Linked DNA regions of Homo sapiens: regions 2 and 3 are each linked to region 1. The links are chromatin loops, found by intact Hi-C in ENCODE. Cell type or tissue: Calu3. All regions are shown on one strand.

Evidence for each region. Peaks named below come from ENCODE experiments on the same cell type or tissue, not always from the same donor. Only the 100,000 strongest peaks of a DNase experiment are listed, where the experiment ranks them.
Region 2: it touches region 1 in a loop (2.9-fold over the local background); 10 of 110 quality-filtered maps call a loop at or near these places.
Region 3: a loop joins it to region 1, with 2.0 times the contacts of the local background. A loop is called at or near these places in 5 of 110 quality-filtered maps.

Annotation. Positions count from the first base shown.
Region 1 is chr17:39,629,334-39,637,333 of GRCh38, forward strand. It overlaps PPP1R1B (protein phosphatase 1 regulatory inhibitor subunit 1B), which reads left to right. Exons shown (of 7, transcript NM_032192.4): 3 at 207-229; 4 at 639-714; 5 at 4,550-4,753; 6 at 6,274-6,393; 7 at 6,483-7,291. The coding sequence ends at 6,532. It overlaps STARD3 (StAR related lipid transfer domain containing 3), which reads left to right and starts at 7,811. Exons shown (of 15, transcript NM_006804.4): 1 at 7,811-7,898. LOC124903998 (a long non-coding RNA gene) reads right to left here and starts at 7,957. Exons shown (of 2, transcript XR_007065749.1): 1 at 7,658-7,957; 2 at 5,305-5,693. RefSeq lists enhancers at 2,029-2,948, 2,949-3,868, 5,956-6,579 and a silencer at 7,753-7,822. In Calu3, no CTCF peak of the experiment used is centred here; DNase peaks (open chromatin) are centred at 213, 733, 4,618, 6,209 and 5 weaker places.
Region 2 is chr17:39,713,211-39,721,210 of GRCh38, forward strand. It overlaps ERBB2 (erb-b2 receptor tyrosine kinase 2), which reads left to right. Exons shown (of 27, transcript NM_004448.4): 10 at 2,076-2,149; 11 at 2,236-2,326; 12 at 2,530-2,729; 13 at 3,091-3,223; 14 at 3,305-3,395; 15 at 4,110-4,270; 16 at 6,577-6,624. Among named protein-coding and RNA genes, the nearest start is that of MIR4728, 9.3 kb to the right of the region's middle. In Calu3, no CTCF peak of the experiment used is centred here; DNase peaks (open chromatin) are centred at 2,678, 3,284, 3,392, 4,031 and 5 weaker places.
Region 3 is chr17:39,701,275-39,709,274 of GRCh38, forward strand. ERBB2 (erb-b2 receptor tyrosine kinase 2) reads left to right here. Exons shown (of 27, transcript NM_004448.4): 2 at 5,716-5,867; 3 at 7,047-7,260. Among named protein-coding and RNA genes, the nearest start is that of ERBB2, 5.2 kb to the left of the region's middle. RefSeq lists enhancers at 1-273, 274-773, 3,520-4,392. In Calu3, no CTCF peak of the experiment used is centred here; DNase peaks (open chromatin) are centred at 497, 4,687, 5,357, 5,890 and 9 weaker places.

The DNA.
Region 1 (8,000 bases):
GGGAGTGGATAAGGTCTGGGAACCCAACTCTATTGGCTTTATTTATTGACATGACACCTCCCAGCCGCAGGAGGGAGAGGGCACACTTTCCCTGTCCCCAGAGATTGAGACCCTGGGGAAAATAACTCGGATTCTTTCTCTCTCTCCCTCTTCTCTTTTCCTCCTCGCTTGGTTCTGGTTCGGTTGGCTTTGGTGGCCTTCCTCAGAGGAGGAAGCCTCCCCCCACCAGGTGAGTTTCCTGGGGCAGCTGGAAGGAGGGATGCCTGGGCCCCTTGGGGTGGGGTGGACGGGTGCCTGCAGTGACAACCAACCAGTATGGGGTGCCACCCAAGAGGACACATTAGCATATCAATGGGCAGTCCTCTGAGAGTGCCTCATGCCAGGGTGCCACCAGCAGATCCTCCTCTGCTCAGACTCAGGGTGGAACCTCCTGGACCTAGAGTCCTGCCCTGAACCAGGCCATGGCTTATGGGGGGCCCCCCCTAAAGCCACAGGGTGGGGAGGCTCAGCCTAGGTGCAGGACCCATTAGCAGTGGCTAAATCAGTCTGCTTGGGTGGCCATGGGTGGGATGGAATGGAGGGATGGTGAAGGCAAGGGCCTCTGCTGAGCCCCTTTAACCTGGCACTTCCCCTGGCAGAGAGCCTCAGGAGAGGGGCACCATCTCAAGTCGAAGAGACCCAACCCCTGTGCCTACACACCACCTTCGCTGAAAGGTACTATACCCCCACCGACCTTCCTGGCTGTCCGCCTGATCCCTGGAACTGGGCAGACGCTAGGGGAGCTTTTGTCAGTGGGGAGGGATTGTTTCGCCACACATAGCCCGCTGTCAGCGTGGCGCAACAACCCAACGTAAAGACCAATTTTTTCTCAGTCTGGCCTTGCAAAACACAGGAGTCCCGAGGCTGCAATGGGCAGCTATGGGCCTTAACATCGGGTTGTGGGCTTGAAAGAAAAGAGATGGCTGGCCTAAGACAACCAGCAGGCATCCGCGTGGAAGGGACTCCACCTGCAGCTCCTCTTCACCAGCCTGTGGTGGACCACCTCCCACCCCTGCTCATCCAGGGCGCCTTCTCCTGTGGGCTTCACCCCTGGCCTCCCCTCCCATTTGCATCCCATTTGCACAGATCTGCACACTGGTCTCCTCTTTCCTGCTTCCCTTTCTCCATGGAAAAGCAAGCCATTCCTTTTGCACACTTACTCAACACCTAGTATATGCCAGGCCAAGTTGGTGGGCATTGGGCAGAATAAGATGAGTCAGATTTGGTCCCTGCCCCCTTGGGGCTCTTTGCCTCAAAGGGTCAGGGAGGGGCCAAGTAAGGTGGCTCACACCTGAAATCCCAGCACTTTGGGAGGCCAAGGCGGGAGGACTGCTTGAGCCTAGGAGTTCGAGACCAGCTTGGGCAATACAGTGAGACCCCCATCTCTATGAAAAATTTACAAAGTGAGCTAAGCGGGCCGGGCGCAGTGACTCACGCCTGTAATCCCAGCACTTTGGGAGGCCGAGGCGGGCAGATCACCTGAGGTCAGGAGTTTGAGACCAGCCTGACCAACATGGAGAAATCCTGTCTCTATTAAAAATACAAAATTAGCCAGGCGTGGTAGCGCATGCCTGTCATCTCAGCTACTCAGGAGGCTGAGGCAGGAGAATCACTTGAACCCGGGAGGCAGAGGTTGTGGTGAGCTGAGATCGCACCATTGCACTCCAGTCTGGGCAAAAAGAGCAAAACTCTGTCTCAAGAAAAAAAAAAAAGTGAGCTAAGCATAGAGGTGCACACCTATAGTCCCAGATACTTGGGAGGCTAAGGCACAAGGATTGCTTGAGCCCAGAAGTTTGAGGCTGCAGTGAGCTATGATCGCACCACTGTGCTCCAGTCTGGGCTACAGAGTGAGAGCCTGTCTCGGGAAAAAATAAAAAAAGAAAAGGGTCAAGGAAGGTACACAAAGATGTTTAAGCTTGGATTTGAAGGATCATAGGAATTTAACAGGCAGGCAAGGGCATCCCAGGTCCAAGAAGAGGGAAGAAGGTGTGCAAAGAGAAAGAGATGCGAGTCAGAGGGGGACTTCTGGGCCAACCTGGAGGAGGCTTCGTTTCTAGTCAGGGAGCTGGGGAGATATACCTGAAGGACATAGGAGGGCCTCTTCCTGACTAAGCCCTGTTGCCTACCAACCCCCCACCTCAACTCCTGCCTGGGGCTCTTCCTGCCCGGCCAGCCCCCTCCGCTCCTGCGGAGGTTGGGAGGGAGAGCTACCGGAAGAGTATGCTGGGAAGTGGTTCGGGGGAGGGTTTAATAAGTTCCCAGCACCAGCCAAGGTCAACAGGTATACCTGTCAGCCCACTTGCCAGGGTTGGGAACAGAGAGGAGAGGCTGGGAAGGGAGGAGAGAAGGGAAGGGGTTATTTTGCTTTCCCCAGGACAGGAAAATGAAGGGTCAGAGCTGCAGCAAGTGGGCAGTGTGGCTCAGCACCTGGAAGGACCTCCCCACCTAGAGGGGTGTGTGGAAGGGCCCCAAAGCAGGCATGAGGGACAGAGTGTCATCTTCTCAGGAGAGAATTTAAGAAATCCCTCTCCCTCCCACCTTGGGCTGGGTAGGGAGAGGCTGGGTGGATGTGAGGGGAAGACCTGGCTCTTGACTGCAAGCATGGGCGAACAGGCCAGGATGAAGATGTTAGGGCCAGGGTGCTACCATGCACCGTGCAGTGGTCAAAATTGTGCACCCCCTCAACTGCCCCTTTAGGCCACATCTTAGGAGAGTCCAGGTGAGTAGAGGCAGGGAAGAGGAAAGGGATCAGGAGAGGGGTGGCCAGTCTGGGGCAAGGCTGGGGACCTTCCAACTGAAGAAGGAAGACTTGTGGTGGGGGGAGTTTGGGGCCCCACAGAGTGGGGCAGAGAAGGAGACAGCCTGGAAGGAGTGATGGGGAGACCCCAGAGAGCCCAGGAGGCATGAGGGAGGTGGGGGAAGCGAGGGAGGCTCACGGGGCACCAGCGCAAGCACCGCACACACCTTCTGTTGTCACTGTGGCTCACGAAGTGAACTCTCCTCCCCCGCTGGGGGAGAAGGAAGCTGCCTGGGCTGCCACCTGCTCTCCTGCCTTACCTCCCCCCACAGCCCTCATGGATCCTTCTCTACCAGGAGGGCACTGTTTTGTAGGCTTCAGTCCTTTTGTGGGCAAGGGAAGGTGCCCGGCAGGGTTGGGGCTTGTCAGGGAAGAATCGAGGGCCCTAGAGAGAGGGGCACAGCACTAAGTCTTAGCTTGAGGGGTTGTGCTCCAAGGCTGGAGCTCTCACACTTGGCTCAAGATGAAGCTCTGCCGCGTCCCCAAGGTCAGGGTAGGGTGATTTATTGTGCTTTTATTGCCTGGATAGCTTGCCCAGAGCCAGCAGGAGGTACTGGGCTGGGAGCTGGGGGCTGGGTGGGGCAGCGGGCACATACAAAGCACCCTCTGTGCCTGTCCCCGAGTTGGCAGGAGCATAGCACCCTGCTCACTGTGCCGGAGGTTTCCAGCCTGGCCCTACCCCTCTGGGCCTTCTGAGGGGAGGGGCCACTGGCAGACCAAGAAGGAACTGCAGCAACTCCCCATTCCCCACCCCCAGCCCCTCCTCAGCATCTTGTCTGTGGCCTGTGAACTTTGTGTCGCATATGTTCTAAGATCCTGCCAGCTCCTGCAGCCTCTCCTCAGTGGCCCCTCAACCTCTGCCATCCCCCAGAACCCCTGGCCTTGGCCCCTTTCTCTAACCCCTTGCTCCTTTCCATCTTTTGGAAACTTGTCTCCAGCTGCCCACACTGTTCCCTTCCCAGCCCTATCTGAGCAGGTCTTTGGAGGCTGGGGGGGTTGCTTTCTAGGTCACCGCAGAGGGAGCTGGGAACCTGGGGATGTGGGTCAAGATTGTGGGGGCCGCATCTGAGCATGCCGCATCCCCCGGCACAGACTGCACTGGCTGCAGACTATTATGTCCTCAGCCTCGGAATTGTTCTGTCCCTTGGAGCCCGGGGCAGGAGTATGTGGATTGGCATCTATGACTGGGCAGTGCCAGGGAGTGGGGACTATGCATCGCATGGGAGGTAGGATCAGGGTAAGCAGTGAGCCCTCAGCAGGCTGGGCACCCCCAAGAAATGGAAAGTGGCAAATCCCCAGGCCCTGGTTCCTACGCCCTGTGCCTTCTGCCTGGGCTTGAAGCTGGGAGACACTGTCTCCCGTACTGGGTACTTGGAAAATCAAGCTCTCCAGCCAGGGAATGTTAAGCTGCTGCTGTGCCCGCCTGGTCTTGCCCAGCCTAGTGCCCTATGGTGTGGGGGAGCTGCCTGGGGGCTAGCATCTTAGGACAGCTTAAGAGCCAAACATGATCAAATCTACCCCTGGCTGCCTCTGCCCTGGTCTGACACCCATCAGGCTGACCTGTCAACTTTGGCCTTTGAACTTGGGCCCCTGAGGGGGTATTCTCTGCCCCAGGCCTACGGGAAGGAGGCTGGGGGCTAGGCCACAGGCTATCTCCAGATCCATGGGCTGTGTCTAGCTGACCCTTGCTTTCCTCGGTCTCCTCTGTGCCAGCTGTGCAGCGCATTGCTGAGTCTCACCTGCAGTCTATCAGCAATTTGAATGAGAACCAGGCCTCAGAGGAGGAGGATGAGCTGGGGGAGCTTCGGGAGCTGGGTTATCCAAGAGAGGAAGATGAGGAGGAAGAGGAGGATGATGAAGAAGAGGAAGAAGAAGAGGACAGCCAGGCTGAAGTCCTGAAGGTCATCAGGCAGTCTGGTAAGCTGAGGGGCCTGTGACATGTGGATTAGCTGTGGGTCCTCCTTGAGTATACGAGGACGTCCCCTTCTAGTTCAGTGTCTCATACACGCAAACTGTAGTGACACCACAGGGGCCTCCCTGTCTTCTCGCTCCATGGGGTGCCCCGAACTCAGCCCTACCTGAGACATGGGTTTCCTCCATCCTTGGCTCAGTCCCTCTCCCAATCAGGTTTTCCCTAATAATTCCTCTCTTCCCTGAGAATTAAGGCCAAGGCCGTTTGGGGTTTGAGGCTAGAGCCAAAAGAGGACTTCCCACCTATGGCAGTAAGGGGGCGTGAGGACATTCAGGGATGGAGGACCAGGAGAGTCCAACACCCCTGTCACCTGCATTTCACCTACATTTTTGAACCTAGGATGTGGTCTCTGCTGGGGTGCAGAGGGCTGCCTCATTTACTTGCCCTCTCCAGGACTGTTGTCTGTTTCTCCTCTTTTTCCTTCCTAGGATGGAGTGGGAGGGTGCCCTCTAGTGTTTAGATGTAGAATTTAAAATTCAAGAACCAGCCCGGCCCATTAACCTTTTTAGTCTCATTATTTATGGGAATACTGAAGAGTCAACCACCCCTACTAGAAGCTGTCAGCTCTTCCACACAAACAAAAGGCCTTGGGCCTCCTGCCTGCATATCTGGCAGTGAAGAGATTGGCCATGGGGGCAAAAGCTGTTGCTGGGCTTCAGTCCCTTTGTGGGCAAGAGACAGCTGGAAGACCTGAATCAGTCCTCACTGAGACCCCTCCAAAACAGTGGAAGAGGGGTGAGAGGAGACTGTTCCCTCAGGAAAAGCAGCAGGTGGCTGGGTGCGGTGGCTCATGCCTGTAATTCCAGCACTTTGGGATGCCAAGGCTAGCGGATCACTTGAGGTCTGGAGTTCAAGACCAGTCCAGCCAACATGGTGAAACCCCATCTGTAATAAAAATACAAAAATTAGCCAGGCACAGTGGCACACACCTGTAATCCCAGCTGCTTGGGAGGCTGAGGCAGAAGAATCCCCTGAACCTGGGAGGTGGAAGTTGCAGTGAGCTGAGATCGCACCACTGCACTCCAGCCTGGGCAACAGAGTGAGACTCCATCTCAAAAACAAAAACAAAAAACCAAAACAAAACAACAAAAAAAAACAAACAAACAAAAAATGCAGAAGGGCACCGGGTCAAATGATAGTCCTATGATGGAGCAATATAAACCACCACGACTCCTAGTGGCTCCTGGGTGCTGGCGCTGGGCTGGGCAGGGTATTCACTATTACATCTTGTTTAAGGTAATCTACACAATTTCCCCCTTTCTATTTCCTTCAGAAAGGTACTAACTGACTTACGTAAGCCATATGGCTAGTTGCTGGGAGAGCTGTTCTAGCCCAGTTCTCTCTCCATGCTTCCATGATGCCCCTGGAAAGCTTAACCTCAGCCATCAGACACTTAGCTCACACTCCAGGACAGCCGGATGGATACGCAGAGCCTGTGTTCTTATCTCTTCTTTCCCATCCCCAGCTGGGCAAAAGACAACCTGTGGCCAGGGTCTGGAAGGGCCCTGGGAGCGCCCACCCCCTCTGGATGAGTCCGAGAGAGATGGAGGCTCTGAGGACCAAGTGGAAGACCCAGCACTAAGTGGTAAGGCTTGGGAGTGTGAAATGGGGAGGAGGGGCTGGGATCTTGGTGGGTGGGGCCAGGCCCTGAGTCCCTCTCTGCTTGCCTTTCAGAGCCTGGGGAGGAACCTCAGCGCCCTTCCCCCTCTGAGCCTGGCACATAGGCACCCAGCCTGCATCTCCCAGGAGGAAGTGGAGGGGACATCGCTGTTCCCCAGAAACCCACTCTATCCTCACCCTGTTTTGTGCTCTTCCCCTCGCCTGCTAGGGCTGCGGCTTCTGACTTCTAGAAGACTAAGGCTGGTCTGTGTTTGCTTGTTTGCCCACCTTTGGCTGATACCCAGAGAACCTGGGCACTTGCTGCCTGATGCCCACCCCTGCCAGTCATTCCTCCATTCACCCAGCGGGAGGTGGGATGTGAGACAGCCCACATTGGAAAATCCAGAAAACCGGGAACAGGGATTTGCCCTTCACAATTCTACTCCCCAGATCCTCTCCCCTGGACACAGGAGACCCACAGGGCAGGACCCTAAGATCTGGGGAAAGGAGGTCCTGAGAACCTTGAGGTACCCTTAGATCCTTTTCTACCCACTTTCCTATGGAGGATTCCAAGTCACCACTTCTCTCACCGGCTTCTACCAGGGTCCAGGACTAAGGCGTTTTTCTCCATAGCCTCAACATTTTGGGAATCTTCCCTTAATCACCCTTGCTCCTCCTGGGTGCCTGGAAGATGGACTGGCAGAGACCTCTTTGTTGCGTTTTGTGCTTTGATGCCAGGAATGCCGCCTAGTTTATGTCCCCGGTGGGGCACACAGCGGGGGGCGCCAGGTTTTCCTTGTCCCCCAGCTGCTCTGCCCCTTTCCCCTTCTTCCCTGACTCCAGGCCTGAACCCCTCCCGTGCTGTAATAAATCTTTGTAAATAACTGCTGAGACTCCTCTTTCAGGGGAAGCAGGAGGAAAAGGGAGGTAATGGGGCGTCCTGATAGGGAAGGCCGGTGGTCAACCAAGGGTTAGGGTTTTGACCCTACTGTCCAATCCTCTAGTCTAGGAGTCTTTCTGGCAGACAGCAGGCTCGGGGCACTCAGAGGAAGAACTACAGAAGTTCTAGCTGCTGCTTGGGATGGCTGAAGGAGGCAGGTGGGGTGGGGAAGTCCTTCTCGAATAACTGGATTCCTCCAAAGATTTCCCCATCCCCACAGGACTCCCCTCGGGAAATTCCCCTTTTTCCCTCAGTGCCAGGCCTGTGTGGCCTAATAACGACGGCCCTGGTCTTCTTCCCACTCCCCTACCCTTAGGTAGGCCCTTAGACTCCGGCCTTTGAGTCCGCTTCTGCGCAGGGCCGGGGCTGGAGGCGGGGCGAAGGGGCGGGGCCGCAGGCGAACGCAAGTCCCGCTTCGCTCTCGGGGGCGGACTCAGCGGCGGAAGTGGCGCTGCCGGAAGATCTTCTTCCGCTCTGAGGCGCTACTGAGGCCGCGGAGCCGGACTGCGGTTGGGGCGGGAAGAGCCGGGGCCGTGGCTGACATGGAGCAGGTGGGTCCCGGAGCGGTCGCTGGGAGCGGGTGGCGTGCGAGGGCCGTCTTCCGCCGGTCGAACCCGCTTCGCCGCCCGCTGTCCGTGCTGGGTTCCGTCCGA
Region 2 (8,000 bases), 84 kb after region 1:
CTGCCTCCTGGATTCAAGCAATTCTCCTGCCTCAGTCTCCTGAGTAGCTGGGACTACAGGTGTGTGCCACCATGCCCAGCTAATTTTTGTATTTTTAATAGAGATGGGGTTTCACCATGTTGGCAAGGATGGTCTCGATCTCTTGACGTCGTGATCCGCCCACCTCAGCCTCCCAAAGTGCTGGGATTACAGGCATGAGCCACCACACCCGGTGCATTTTATTGTATATAAGTTATACTTCAATAAGAAATGAATTGGGGCCAGGCACGGTGGCTCACGCCTGTAATCCCAGCACTTTGGGAGGCCGAGGCAGGCAGATCACTTGAGGTCAGGAGTTCAAGACCAGCCTGGCCAACATGGTGAAACCCCATCTCTACTAAAAAATATAAAAAATTAGCCAGGCTTCCTGGCATGCGCCTATCATCCCAGCTACTTGGGAGGCTGAGGCAGGAGAATTGCATGAACTCGGGAGGTGGAGGTTGTAGTGAGCTGAGATTTCGCTATTGCACTCCAGCCTGGGCGACAGAGTGAGACCCTGTCTCAAAAAGAAAAAAAAAAAAAAGGGTCAGGCGCCGTGGTGCACACCTGTAATCCCAGCACTTTGGGAGGCTGAAGCAGGAAGATTGCTTGAGCCCAGGAATTCAAGAACAGCGTGGGCAACATAGTGAGATCCCATCTCTACAAAAAAACACAAAAAATTAGCCGGGCATGGTGGTACGCACCTGTAGTCTCAGCTACTAGGGAGACTGAGGTGGGAGAATCACCTGAGCCTGGGAGGTGGAGGTTGCAGTGGGTTGAAATCATGTCACTGTACTCCAGCCTGGGTGACAGAATGAGACCCTGTCTCAAAAAAAAAAAAAAAAAAAAAATTCCCTTTCACACTTCCTTTACCTCCACTCCCCTTTCCAGAGGGGGCCATGGTTAACAGTGTGTGTGTTCACCTAGACCGTTTATGCATCTGTAGACACACACACAGTGAAGTGTGGTTTTCGTCGTTTTGGTGGGGAGGTTGGTTTCTGTAAATGGGAACATATAGGGAGCACTGTCTGCACCTTGCTTTGAGAGCCGGTCATGACAGTTCCCATTGAACTGCCTTGTTCTTTCAATAGCTGCAGAGCAGGTGGCGGCAAGGAGAGGCAGCTAAGAGCCCAGACTTGGGAGCCAGACTGCCTGGGTTTGAAACCCGGCTCTACCACTTACTAGGCATGTGACCCTTGTGCTGTGCCTCAGTTTCTTCATCTGTAAAGTGGGGGCAAGAACAGTCCCAACTTCATAAGATGGTTATACCACCATGCCTGGCCAGATGATTATAAAGTTTGAATGAGTTAATATTTGTAAAGCTCTTAGAACAGTGCCTGGCAGATACTAGGTGCTCCTAAATGTTGGTTTTTATTATGTGGCTGGGTGGCTCGGGGTTTTATTTAACAGCTCCCCTATTTACTAATAGACATTTAGATCATGTTCCATTTTCACTCTTACAAACAGTTCCACTTTGTGTGTGGCTCTGGGAACATGGGCCAGTGTCTCCCTAGGCCACATTCCTAGAAATAAGATTTCTTTTCTTTTTTTTTTTTTTTTGAGACAGAGTCTCGCTTTATCGCCAGGCTGGTGTGCAGTAGTGTGATCTCGGCTCACTGCAACCTCTGCCTCCCGGGTTCAAGTGATTCTCCTGCCTCAGCCTCTCGAGTAACTGGGACTATAGGCGCGCGGCACCACACCCAGCTAATTTTTGTATTTGTAGTAGAGATGGGGTTTCACCATGTTGGCCAGGATGGTCTCCATCTCTTGACTTCGTGATCCGCCCGCCTCGGCCTCCCAAAGTGCTGGGATTACAGGCGTGAGCCACTGAGCCCAGGCAGAAATAAGATTTCTAGATCAAAGGATATAAATACTGTTTTGATAGATGTTGCCGAACTAAGGCCTGGGCTTTGAAGCCCAGGATGGGAACAGCTGGGCTCGATGGGCAAAGGGTTTGAGTGAAGGCATTCATGGTGGGGAGTGGCTGGCATGGCCAGTGCTGGGAGTGATGTCCACCCTGTTCCTGGCCCTGCTGACTCCTCTCCTGACCCCTCCAGGGACCCAGCCTCCAACACTGCCCCGCTCCAGCCAGAGCAGCTCCAAGTGTTTGAGACTCTGGAAGAGATCACAGGTGGGCTCTGTCTCTGCATCCTGTTCTGCAGGGGCTGGGAGTCCTTGTCCTGTCCCCACTCCTTTAATCTCACCCTCTGCCTGCAGGTTACCTATACATCTCAGCATGGCCGGACAGCCTGCCTGACCTCAGCGTCTTCCAGAACCTGCAAGTAATCCGGGGACGAATTCTGCACAAGTGAGCACTGAGAAAGAGGGGGCCTGATGGGGAGGAGTCCCAGGGAGGAGTCCCTGTGGGAAGCTTTGGGCCTGAGGGAGTACTCCTGTAGCAGTAACCTTTCCATGAAAGTCTGCAGAGTGTGCTGGGGATGGAGGAAGATGAGAATAGCCTTTGCTGACCGGGAAGGGGTCCGTGGTAAGGTGCCCACCTTTCTCCCATAGTGGCGCCTACTCGCTGACCCTGCAAGGGCTGGGCATCAGCTGGCTGGGGCTGCGCTCACTGAGGGAACTGGGCAGTGGACTGGCCCTCATCCACCATAACACCCACCTCTGCTTCGTGCACACGGTGCCCTGGGACCAGCTCTTTCGGAACCCGCACCAAGCTCTGCTCCACACTGCCAACCGGCCAGAGGACGAGTGTGGTAAGACAGGGAGCCCAGTGTGCGCACTCCCCATCTGCCAGCACACAGCAGTGCCCAGGGGGCCCTGGCAGCAGCGTTCTTGGACTTGTGCAGACTGCCCGTCTCTGTGCACCCTTCTTGACTCAGCACAGCTCTGGCTGGCTTGGCCTCTTGGCATGGCTTCTCTAGCTGGGTCCTACCTGCCTTGGCATCCTTCCCTCCCCCTCTGTTTCTGAAATCTCAGAACTCTTCCTCTCCCTACATCGGCCCCACCTGTCCCCACCCCTCCAGCCCACAGCCATGCCCACAGCCAGTTCCCTGGTTCACTTGGACCTGGGGCCTCCCCTAAAAGTCCCCTGCGGTCCCTTCCTCCTCACTGCAGTGGGCGAGGGCCTGGCCTGCCACCAGCTGTGCGCCCGAGGGCACTGCTGGGGTCCAGGGCCCACCCAGTGTGTCAACTGCAGCCAGTTCCTTCGGGGCCAGGAGTGCGTGGAGGAATGCCGAGTACTGCAGGGGTATGAGGGGCGGAGGAGAGGGTGGCTGGAGGGGTGCATGGGGCTCCTCTCAGACCCCCTCACCACTGTCCCTTCTCTCAGGCTCCCCAGGGAGTATGTGAATGCCAGGCACTGTTTGCCGTGCCACCCTGAGTGTCAGCCCCAGAATGGCTCAGTGACCTGTTTTGGACCGGTGAGCTGCTGGCGGGCTCAGAGCTGGGTGGAGGGGGGCAGCGAGGGGGATTGCCAGGGACTTGGCAGGATGGCGAGATGCAGTAGGGTGTGCTATCTGGTAAAATATCCCTGGAGAGGGCTCAGCGCTCAGACCTGAACAGCAACAGAGTGGCAGAAAAGGGGCCTGGGGGACACTGGGGCCCTTCAGACTATGAAAAGGTTCTAAGGAGGTCTGTGTTGGTGGCTGTGACTGTGGCTGTGCTAGGGTGGTGAGCCCTGTGGGCTCAGGCGTCAGACTACCTGGATTCAGACCCAGCTCCTGCTTCCAACCTTGGTTTTTTATTCCTAAAATGGGTATTGTAATAATACCTACCTTGCTGGGGTGTGGCAAGAATGAAATTAAACAGGGCTTGGCACAGTGAAGCACGGGAAAGGCTTTCTACAGAGCAGTGACTGTTGTTACTCGCTGTTACACCTTAGGTAATGCGTTTTCCTCTCTGGGTGCCTCCCATTTTCTGGCTCAAGTCCCTGCCCAGGATCAAGCTTGGAGGAGGGCCCCGAGGGAGGGGCCACAGAGACTGGGTGAAGAGCAAGGGTGTTTGTCCCAGGAGCATGGCGAAAATTGCTGCTGGGTGGCCTTGGGAAGCACAAAGGGGACCCAACTAAGGGCCTGATCCTACTGCCCTGGGGGTGTCAGTGCCAGCCCCCCACAAATCTTTTCTGCCCCCCCCAGGAGGCTGACCAGTGTGTGGCCTGTGCCCACTATAAGGACCCTCCCTTCTGCGTGGCCCGCTGCCCCAGCGGTGTGAAACCTGACCTCTCCTACATGCCCATCTGGAAGTTTCCAGATGAGGAGGGCGCATGCCAGCCTTGCCCCATCAACTGCACCCACTCGTGAGTCCAACGGTCTTTTCTGCAGAAAGGAGGACTTTCCTTTCAGGGGTCTTTCTGGGGCTCTTACTATAAAAGGGGACCAACTCTCCCTTTGTCATATCTTGTTTCTGATGACAAAAATAACACATTGTTAAAATTGTAAAATTAAAACATGAAATATAAATTAATGCCCTAGCAGTTCTATCCCCACTGTTAATAATTTGAAATATTTTTCCTCTAGTTATTTTTGTCTGTGCACATTCTAATATGTATATATAAGTTAACATATATTAATATTATTCTCCAGTTATTTTTATCTGTGCACATTTTAACACACACACACACACACACACACACACACATATGTATTTTTAGACGGAGTTTCACTCTGTCGCCCAGGCTGGAGTGCAGTAGTACAATCTTGGCTCACTGCAGCCTCCACCTCCTGGGTTTAAGCAATTCTCCTGCTTCCGCCTCCTGAGTAGCTGGGATTACGGGAACGTGCTACCTTGCCTGGCTAATTTTTGTATTTTTAGTACATAGGATTTCACCATGTTGGCCAGGCTGGTCTCGAACCCCTGACCTCAGGTGATCTGCCAGCCTCGGTCCCCCAAAGTGTTGGGATTACAGCGGTGAGCCACCATGCCCAGTCATATATTTCTTTTTAACAAATAGAATCATAGATCATACATATTGTTTGCAAATTGCTTTTTCTCACTTTCCAGAACCTTGAAATGTTTTTCCATGTTCTAACATGGTGATCTACCTTATTCTTTTAATTTTTCTTATTTAGTTGTCTTTACACATGAAACACATGAATACATCCTTGTGATAAACATTTTCAGTAACATAAAAGTATAAATGTTACAAAGCCAACGTGCCCTTTCACTCAACTCCCTGTCCACCCAGTCTCTCCTGTCTGCTGGGAGAACCACCGCATTGACTTGTGTGTTCACCCTTCCAGGCTCTTTTCTGCACACTTATATAGACATACTACATTTATATTAGGTCGAGTCAAATAAGATTGCTGTTTGTGTAAACCAAAAAGTGTCAAGAGCCTGGGCGCAGTGACTCACACCTGTAATCCCAGCACTTTGGGAGGCTGAGGCAGGCAGATCACTTGAGATCAGGAGTTCGAGACCAATCTGGCCAACATAGCGAGACCCCGTCTCTACTAAAAATACAAAAACTAGCCAGGTGTGGTGATGCTGTTCTGCACTTTGCTTTCCCCCCGACTTGAGGTATCCTTTCTTGTGAGTACAGACGGATCTACCACCTTTATTTTTTTTTTAATTACTCAACCTGTAACATGGATGTAATTTCACTTTGTTTTTGAGGGATATTGAGCTTGTTTCCCTGTTTTTGCAGTTTATTGCAATTGAGCTCCACACACAAGTGAGCCCTCTTTTGTATGCCCCCTAGTGGGAATACAGTGCTGGCAATGTTTATCACAAGGATATATTCATGCATTTCAATTTAAAGACAACTAAATGAGAAAAATTAAAAGAATATGGATCCAGGCTGGGCATGGTGGCTCACGCCTGTAATCCCAGCACTTTGGGAGGCCGAGGCAGGCAGATCACCTGAGGTCAGGAGTTCAAGACCAGCCTGGCCAACATGGCAAAACCCCGTCTCTACTAAAAATACAAAAATTAGCCAGGCGTGGTGGTGGGCGCCTGTAATCCCAGCTATTTGAGAGGTTGAGACAGGAGAATTGCTTGAACCTGGGCAGCGGAGGTTGCAGTGAGACGAGATTGCACCAGTGCACTCCAACCTGGGCAACACAGTGCAACTCCTTCTCAAGAAAAAAAAGAAAAAAAAAAAGAATATGGGTCCAGATCCATATGGATCCTAGATCCAGATCACGGTGTTAGAACATGGAAAAACATTGCAAGATTCTGCTAAGTGAAAAAAGCATTTGCAAACAGTATGTACAGTCTATATTCAGAGGAGGAACTGCTGGGTCATAGATGATATTTCATAGGTATTGCCAAACCGTTCTCTGGAGAAGTGGTATGGGTTTACCCTGGGATTCTTCTATGGAGGGAATAGTTGAGCTCCCGGGCTTGCTCTTCTGGGTGCCCCTCCCCGCTTCCTATCCACCACAAGGAGCTGCAGGGGAGCGGGGCATGCCGGTTCCTTGGCTGGAGAAGGAGTCTCCTTGTGAGGTGGTAGAAGGAGCACTGACGGCCTTGAGCCCAGTTTCTGCCTTTGTCAAATGGGGATAATGACCCAGCCACACCCCTCCCAGGGTTGTTGTGAGGCTGGAAAGGTGGTTCCCAAGAGGGTGGTTCCCAGAATTGTTGATGAGACTGTTTCTCCTGCAGCTGTGTGGACCTGGATGACAAGGGCTGCCCCGCCGAGCAGAGAGCCAGGTTGGCCTGGACCCCAGGATGTACCCTTCATTGCCCTTCACTCCCCCACTGGATGCTGGGTGGTCACTGCTGTAGGGAGGGGACCCCCTGACATATGTCCCTTCCCACCCACTCTTCCACTGTGGAACCTCCTGTCATTTTCCACTTCACCAAGTGACAGAGGACCTGCTCAGATGCTGAGGGGAGGGGACTGCAAGGAAAGATGGCTAGGAAACCCAGTCCCTCCACACCCTAGAGTAACTTGATGCCTTGTGAGGGACACAGGCAAAGTTCAATTCCTTGGAAGTCAAGGGAGACTGAGAAGAGTACAGCTGCAGCACTGAGGGAGTGATGAATTCTTAACTGGGGATGGTGGGAGGCTTCGAGTGGGAGGTGGCATTTGAGCTAGGCTTTGAGAGAGGAGCAGGTATTGCACTTGCATTTAGGTAGAAAGCATTGGGGTGCAAGGTGACACTGGAGGGGGAGGCATCAGGAAATCCAGGATGTCTTCAAAGTTCTGGTGTCGGGGGCTGTTGAGTAAGCACAGGAATAAGGGGGTCAAGTTAGAGTCAGGGTGGGGTCTGACCTGGATGCCATAGGACCTGATCCCCAAGCCACAGGGTGGGACTTGACTGGGCAGTGGGGACCTTTGGAAAGGACTTTGGGGAGAAAAACAGACTGGAGTCTGTCTTAGGCGATCATCGGTCCGTGAAATGAGCATGTGTTACAGGCTTGGTATGTACCAGACCCTGTGCTAAGCAAGGGGGTATGGAGAGGAGAGGGTGACAAGAATATTGGATCAACACCCGGGAGCTCCATCTATCCCAGGATGCACTATCTTTTTTTTATTTTTTTGAGACGGAGTCTCACTCTGCCTGCAGGCTGGAGTGCAGTGGCTCCATCTCGGTTCACTGCAACCTCTGCCTCCTGGGTTCAAGCGCTTCTTGTGCCTCAGCCTCCCAAGTAGCTGGGATTACAGGCACATGCCACCACACCCAGCTAATTTTTGTATTTTTAGTAGAGACGGGGTTTCACCATGTTGGCCAGGATGGTCTCGATCTCTTGACCTCAAGATCCGCCCACCTTGGCCTCCCAAAGTGCTGGGATTACAGACATGAGCCACCGTGCCCAGCCAGATACGCTATCTTTTTATTGAGTGATTGAGACAGGGTCTTGCTCTCTTGTCCAGTCTTGAATGTGGTGGTGTAATCACAGGCTCACTGCAGCCTTGACCTCCTGGGCTCAAGTTACCCTTCTGCAGTAGCTGGGACTATAGGAGCGTGCCACCACGCCTGGGTAATTTAAAAAATTTTTTTTGTATAGACAGGGTCTCACTATGTTGCCCGAGCTGGTCTCAAACTCGTGGGCTCAAGTGATCCTCCAGTTTTGGCCTCCCA
Region 3 (8,000 bases), 72 kb after region 1:
CTCCTTTAATCCTAGAACACCCCTATAGTGGAAGTTCTGCCAGCATTCTGGACTGAGTAGCAGTCCAGAGGTTGAGTAGCAGCTAGTAAGTGGTGGGGTCAAGATGGGACCCCAGGCAGTGCGACCCCCAACCATGCATTCGAAATCGCTATATGGATGAGTGCACCTGGAGCAATGAGGGACACTGCTCCCTGAGTCACTGGGCTGCAGGGGAGACAAAATGAAAGTGTTCTGGGAGTCGTGGGTGGTCTCCATAGGTCAGAGGGTCTGGGGAGGGAGTGGGTGTCATCGTGGCTGTGTGTTGCCCGAGGGGCCCTCTGTGAGTGAGTGCATGGCCGTGTTATCTCTGCAGGTCTACGCCAGGGTGTTCCTCAGTTGTGTGGTCTTTGTATTTGTGTGTCTGGGCTTTGTGTTGCCAAACAGCAGTCTCTCTGCTGACTTGGGGACACAGGCTGAACTCTGTCCTCTGCAGGAACTCCCTTAAGGTGCTGGGCCAGATCTGCCATAAACAGAGGGAGGTAGCCTTCTATGGCCACGCCTTCTTGCTGAGGAAGAAGGTTCCTCTCTTCCAGGGAGTACATCCTTGCCCTCCCTGTTTCCCAGACAAGCATCTTCACCTCTCATCTTCTGATGAGAAGGGTGAGGCCATACTGAGCTGTCAGGCTGAGCTGCTGCCCTTCCTCACCTTGGGCTGGGAGTTGATCAGGGAATGGCAGTTGCTGCAGAGCTGGATTTGAGGGCTGGGTTCTCTGGATGGGGCCTCCTCATGTCCTCACCCCTCAACCTGCACTATTGATTGTGTTGTGCAGGAGTTAGTTAAAAAGTCATTGCACAGCCTGGGCAACAAGGCAAAACTCTGTACAAAAAATACAAAAATTAGTTGGATGTGATTACACGTGCCTGTAGTCCCAGCTACTCCGGAGGCTGAGGCAGGAGGATCACCTGAGCCCAGGAAGTTGAGGCTTGCAGTGAGCTGTGATTGCAAATGCTCTCCAGCCTGGGTGACAGTGTGAGACTCCGTTTCAGAAAAAAAGTATACCACCCAGCTGCCTCCAGCACCCAGATTTTACCCAAGGGGTGAGGTCTGGGGCAGGAATGTGGGGGAAGGGGAGGCCTAGGGGGAGCCCCAGAGGGGTCAGGATTTTTCTGAAATCCTTTCTTAGAGGTATGGGTTTTACAAATTGCAGCAAATACATCCTTTTAATCTTGCAGAACTCCTTCATATTTTAATTCCAGTATGATTCTTCCAACAGCCTCCTCTCTTTACTATACTTGGGGAAAGTACTCATTTTATTTGTCAAGAAAAAAACAATTGAAAAGATAGGGATCAAATGTAAAAAGAAAAAATACGTGGCATTCCAAAGTCAAACACAAAGCATGTTTAATTTTCTCGTGGTTTGGGATTACCCATATTCCTGCTGTATGAACCTGTCTTGTCTTAACTTTTAAGAAATGTACGGTGTACTTCCTATATGCTAGGTTTTTATCCATGCTTTCATTTAATCTCTGTGACAGTCCTGTGAAGTAGGTGCACAGATGAGAAAATGGAAGTTCAGAGAAATGAAGCAACTTATCCAAGGCTCCCAGCTACCCAGTAATGTCCAGGGAATTTTTGGACTCTGAAGAGGAGGCATTAAGAGGTGGTTAGAGTCTTATTCCAGCCAACAATAATGGGTTGAACAAAGCCTTAGGGGCAGGCAGGTGGCCAGATGGGAGGAGAAGCGCTCCTCTTGTTCAGGCGAATGACCTTTCCATCCACTTCTCTAGGCTGTAGAAAGTGGAGCTGAGCTGGGGGCCCTGAGGTTCCCTCTTGACTTCAGAGTCCTCTCCCTTCCTGTCCAGCCAATGCCTGTCTTCCTTTTGGGCCCTACCAGCATGACAGGGGGCTGCGGGCAGGAGGGGACAGAGGCCACGTTGACACACAGGGCTGTGGGTGAGAGAGACAGCTGAAGTGTCAGCGTGAGGGGCCAGTGTGGGGCTGCGGCTGGGAGGGCTGGGGTGGGGCCCAGGGTAGTTGTGCCTGTCCTTGGGTGATGGAATGATCTGGAAAGAGATTCCTTCCCTGCCCTCCACCTGTGAGAAGCCCCTCTAGAGTGACATCTCCATCTTATGTTTGGCCACCCATCCTCCCCCTGGGAAGAGAGCCGAGGTGGGGTAAGGGATGTGTACTCTTTCAAGGAGTGGGAGAATTATTCTAGCGAATGTTTGTGTTGTCCCAGTTCTGTTTACAAAGCCTCGTCATGTTTACAGATGGCTGCGCAATTCATTACCTCATTTAACTCTCATGTACCTCCTCTGAGGGAGTAAGAGCTGTTACAGCCAAGTTTAGGTCAGTAAATATTCACCAAGTTGCAGGTACTGCAGGGCATAGAGATGAATCCGATTTAGCTTCTGCCCTGGAGGTCTGGGAACTTGCTCAAGATCACTCAGTGAGCAGCTGAGCTAGGGTTCTCAACTAAAGACCCTGGGCCCAGGCCCTGGTCTGATGTCAGGCCTGATACACCAGGTGTTTGTGGTCGGGGAATCCCAGTGTCACTTGAATGGGCTGTGACATTATGGGTCTGGGAGAGCTGAGCTTTGGGGACACAGGTCATTTTACTGTAGTATTCATGGAAACCAAGGGAAGTATTGGCTTTTCTGCTGTGAGCAAGAGGAGCAGCTGGGGCTGCAAGCTGGTGGGGAGGAGAGAACCCACCTGAGAGAAACCTCAGGACTGGGGTCAAGTCCTGACCACCAGAGTCCAGAGAGACATGAAGGACTGTGACCAGCTCTGAGCAGAGAGATGGATTCCATGACCTCAACTGGTCCCTTTTGTTCGGAGACTCGTGACTGGACTTCATTCATCCACTCATTCATTCATTCACTCAGCAGACACTTATCTAGCGCTCCCTGTGGCTGGTCCTGCCTCATACTGTCTTTGCTCTGGAGAATTGGAGGTTGGGGTTCCTGAGGGGCAGGGTCCTGGAGACAAGGACACTCCTGGGTAGAATTAGGACCTACCCCCCAGGAAATCAACGGGGACCAGGTGCCGTGGCTCACACCTGTAATCCCAGCACTTTGGGAGGCCGAGACGGGCGGATCACAAGGTCAGCAGTTCAGGACCAGCCTGGCCAACATGGTGAAACCCGCCTCAACTAAAAATACAAAAATTAGCCAGGTGTGGTGTCAGGCACCCGTAATCCCAGCTACTGAGGAGGCTGAGGCAGGAGAATTGCTTGAACCCGGGAGGCAGAGGTTGCAGTGAGCCGAGATTGCGCCACTGCACTCCAGCCTGGCGACAGGGCGAGACTCCATCTCAAAAAAAGAAAACCAATGGGACAGGGCAGATATGGGGACAATGGTAAGGAGATGGGAGAGTGGGAGGGAGGTGTCAGGAAGACCTTCTTGACTTCATGTAGGCTGGTGGGGGTGTTAGCCAGCAAGCCTCCAGTTCCCTGGGAACCGTTCTCAGGGTACCAATTTTACCACCTGTCTGCAAACACTTTAAGATTCTTAATCAGACTCAAATTGGCCACAAATCAGGTAAACAAACTCACTAGTGGGGTGGGGCTACCACCCGTTCTGACCCTCCAGCCCAACCCAGCCCAGCCACCCTGCCCTCCGTAGAGCCTGTGGTGTTTATCGGTGGCATTGGGAGAATTAGTGTGTATTTATGTTGGCGTGGGGTGTGGGGTGGATTTGTGTGTGTGCAGTTAGGCCTAGTGGAAGGAATGTGGGATCTGAAGGCAGGCCAGCCTGAGTTCCAGTCCTGCCTGTTGCTCACAAGCTTTATGAGGCGAGAGCTAACCCCTGCCAGCCTCAGTTGTCTTCTTTGCAAGATGGAGGTTGCAGCCCCAGTCTCTGGAGCATGTTATGCAGATCCACCGAGAGTGCCTGCCAGGCACACAGTAGGTGCTCAGCTCAGTTACTGTGGCGGCCCCCACTCCCCATTGTTGTTGTTTTCCTATTGCCTGGCGGCCACAGCTGGTATCCCTTGAAAAGGGCTACAGGGGGTGGAGTCGGACCCTGCCCCAGCCCTGTGGAGACCCTGGGCTTGGGCCAGGGCCTGGGGTCTGGGCCTGCAGACAGCTGTGTCTATAAAGCAGCTGAAGGGCTGAGGCCGGGGGAGGTCCTGGCAGCAGGGCGTTATTTTGGGCCTGGCCTGCCACCCCCAGCTCCTGTTTCTCTTGGGAGTCTGTTGGGGGAGGAAGTGTGGGGAAGAGGAGGGGGTGCAAGTGGGTGAGGCATGGAGTGGGGAGGCCTCCCTCAGGGACATGGACCCTTGAGTTCTATTTCTGTTCCTCCCTCCTGTTCCTCCCTCTTTGTCCTTATCTGCCTAGAGAGGTGGGAATAGAGGCCATTCTGAGTATCACTAGGAGACCACCAGTTTGTGGCCACTGGCCACTGGCCCAGGCAGGGAACCTGGGGGCTTGCCCTACCAGCCTCTCCCAGCAATCTGAAGGCAGGGGGTACCTCGTATTACCCCCTAGGATTTGACCTTAGGCTCCAACTTGCTGGGAGAGCAGTGCCTCTGGTGTCAGACCCCAAGCCAGCCCTTGTGCTGTCCCTGAATCTGCATGTAGCCTGTGGGAGGCGGAGCAGTGACCGGCAGGAATTCTGGGCAGCTCAGGCACCTGTGGGCCTGAGGGTGCCCTCTGCCCCCACCCTTCCGATCTCCTGGGCAAGACACGCCAGGTGATTCATCTCACCAGAGCAGAAAAACAAGTTCAACTGGGCACTTTAATCTCCCCTCACTGGCAGGCCTGGTGTGAGCTGCTACCCCGGCGCCCCTCACCAGGGGTGCTTTACCTCCTCTAGTATTCCTGACCTTAGTGGGCATTTCTGGTCTCAGGGATACCAGGCTGGGGTCCAAGTGGGCCAGGTGTGGCAGTTCAGCCCTATGCCCCATGGCTGATGGCTCGCGCTGGGCAGGTATGCAGGGCTGACGTAGTGCCTTTGTGGCAGCAGTTTCGTGGCACACATTCTGCCAGCTGGTTCTGGAGTCTTGCCCTGAGGAGGTGGCCAGGGTGAGGGTGCCAGCGCAGGAACCTTTGGCGCATGCTTCACCCTGGCCTGGGATCTGCAGCCTGGGTCCAGATGCCCACAACTGGAATCTGACGCTCCTTTTCTCTTCATGGGGGACTCCCAGAGGTCTCTGCAATGACCAGAGCCCCGGTTGTCCCATGCCTCAGCTGCAACTCCAGCTGACCCTCCTTCCCCACTCTCTGGGTGGCATTACGGGGGTGTGGATCCCTTGCCAAGAGGTTGGCATGTGGGTGTGCTGGAATGGCATAGGGAGAATGCACCGAGTTTGTTTGCTTGGGAGAGGGGCAGGGGGTATCCAGAAGATTCATGATTCGTCATCGCCTCTCTTGGGGGATTTTTACCCCTTTGCCCTGAGTTGTGCCTTTGGGACAAAGGAAGCCTTTCTTTGCCAGCCAACACCCTGTACTGGCGGGCGAGCTCCCCAGGGCTGGCACGCTGGGGCAGCCTCTGAATGCACAGGGTGGGCCTAGTCAGAAGAAGCCTTTCCCCTGAAATCCCTCTACTTCCCAAGCACGCAAGCTTTCTCCTGCTGTTAAACCTGCAGTGTGCAAGGGACATGGGCGGAGGGGTCCTTCAGTCAGGCTTCTCCCTGTCTGAGGTGGCATGACTTGGAGTGAGTTTGGATGGGGTGGCCAGGTCTGAGAAGGTCCCCCGCCAGTGTCCTCTGACCCATCTGCTCTCTCCTGCCAGTGTGCACCGGCACAGACATGAAGCTGCGGCTCCCTGCCAGTCCCGAGACCCACCTGGACATGCTCCGCCACCTCTACCAGGGCTGCCAGGTGGTGCAGGGAAACCTGGAACTCACCTACCTGCCCACCAATGCCAGCCTGTCCTTCCTGCAGGTGAGGCCCGTGGGCAACCCAGCCAGGCCCTGCCTCCAGCTGGGCTGAGCCCTCTGTTTACAGGTGGGTGGCAGAAGAAGGTGCCCTGCCCTTCTGTTTCCTCTCTTGTTGTGGTTTCTCAACCAGGAAGTCCTTTCTAACATCTAACCCCCATTCATTTTACTGCAGAATCAGTTGACTCTCTCTATAACGTGGCTGGCCGAGGTCATGTCTGGATGGGATGCGTCTGTGTTTCCGCTAAATCTTGTGCTCTCTTGCCAGCATGATCATGTCCCCTGTCCACCTGCTCCAGCCACTATCCCTCTCCCACTTACAGCAGAAGAAAGGGCTGGTGAGAAAGGTGGATTACAGGCCCACTTCTGCCACTGACGAGCCCTATGAATGTGGCCTACACCCCCTTAGCTTCACTGGGTCTCAGTTTCCCTATCTGTATATTGGGAGCAGTTGTGAAGCTCAGAAGAGAAATGTCTGTGAAAAGGTTATGAACAGGAGGGAGAGTGGAAACCAACCTGCTGGATCGTGTCCACAGACCCTGGAATGGGGCCACATGCTTGGTTTGTCAAATTGCAGACGCCGGCCGGGTGCGATGGCTCATGCCTGTAATCCCAGCACTTTGGGAGGCCGAGGCGGACAGATCACTTGAGGTCGGGAGTTCGAGACCAGCCTGACCAACATGGAGAAACCCCGTCTCTACTGAAAATACAAAATTAGCCAGGCATGGTGGCACATGCCTATAATCCCAGCTACTTGGGAAGGCTGAGGCAGGAGAATCACTTGAACCTGGGAGACGGAGGTTGTGGTGAGCCTAGATCGTGCCATTGTACTCCAGCCTGGGCAACAAGAGTGAAACTCCGTCTCAAAAAAAAAAAATTTGCAGACGCCATCCCATCCAGGCCTTTGCTTTCACTGATGAAGAAACTGAGATACAGAGAGGGCAGGGCACCTGTTCGGAGTTTATGAAATGCCCCCCCACCATTATCTTTCTTGATCATATAAGAATCTGGTGAGGCAAGGTAGGGCGTGATCTTTATCTCTATTTTATCGTTTTATTTAAGCGGGAACAGGACTGCTCAGTGGCTGGGGGCCTTGCCCAAGATCTCCAAGTACTGGGGAACCCCAGGGAGGCCCTGGGGGGTGGCAGTGTTCCTATTTCAGCCCCACTCTGCTTCCCCCTCCCAGGATATCCAGGAGGTGCAGGGCTACGTGCTCATCGCTCACAACCAAGTGAGGCAGGTCCCACTGCAGAGGCTGCGGATTGTGCGAGGCACCCAGCTCTTTGAGGACAACTATGCCCTGGCCGTGCTAGACAATGGAGACCCGCTGAACAATACCACCCCTGTCACAGGGGCCTCCCCAGGAGGCCTGCGGGAGCTGCAGCTTCGAAGCCTCACAGGTGGCCTTCACCGTCATTGAAACCTTCTCTTGGTTATTCAGAGCTGACCAGGGCCACTGCTAACCAGGGGGAGGCTTTGTGTGCATTAGAAATGGTGTCCCTTCTGGGCAGACGCAGGCAGAGCCCGGGAAGACGCCCTCAGAAGATTGGAAAAAGATTCCCCTTCTTCCTGGGAAGTTGTAGCTTGCGTCAGCACATATAATTCAATCGTGAGAATGCAGGCTGGGTTTTTGCCCCCACTTGGCTGAGTGAAGTGTACAGTGAACAACCTATGTAACTATTTGCTGGCCCTGGAGCCGACTCTGCCCCAGAGTCTGGGTGCCAGGTGCTTTGCCCGCATGGCCCATTTCAGTCACGCTGCAGTCCTGTCAGGAAAAAATCAGTGTTATTCTCATTCTACATATGAGAAAACTGAGGCTTGCAGATATAAGGGCCAAAAGTTACACAGCTAGTGAGTGATGGGGCTGAGTTTCAGACTCCACAGTCTCTTAACCACCAAGCAGCATGCCCAGAGTAGAGGTGAGAAGGAAGGAGAGAGCTGCGGTCCACATGAGCATCTGGACCTAGCATGGACAACTCACTCCTCCCTGGCTCTCGCTTTGTTCTTGTTGCGGGTGTGGTGGTGGTGGGACTCAAAGACGGTAAAGATAGCTTTCTCTCCTCCCTGGGGAATCTGGGGGTTGTTTAAAAGGCCTGCTCCTCTTTTAGAAGGCAGGAGGGCCCCAAGGGAAGCAGAAGGT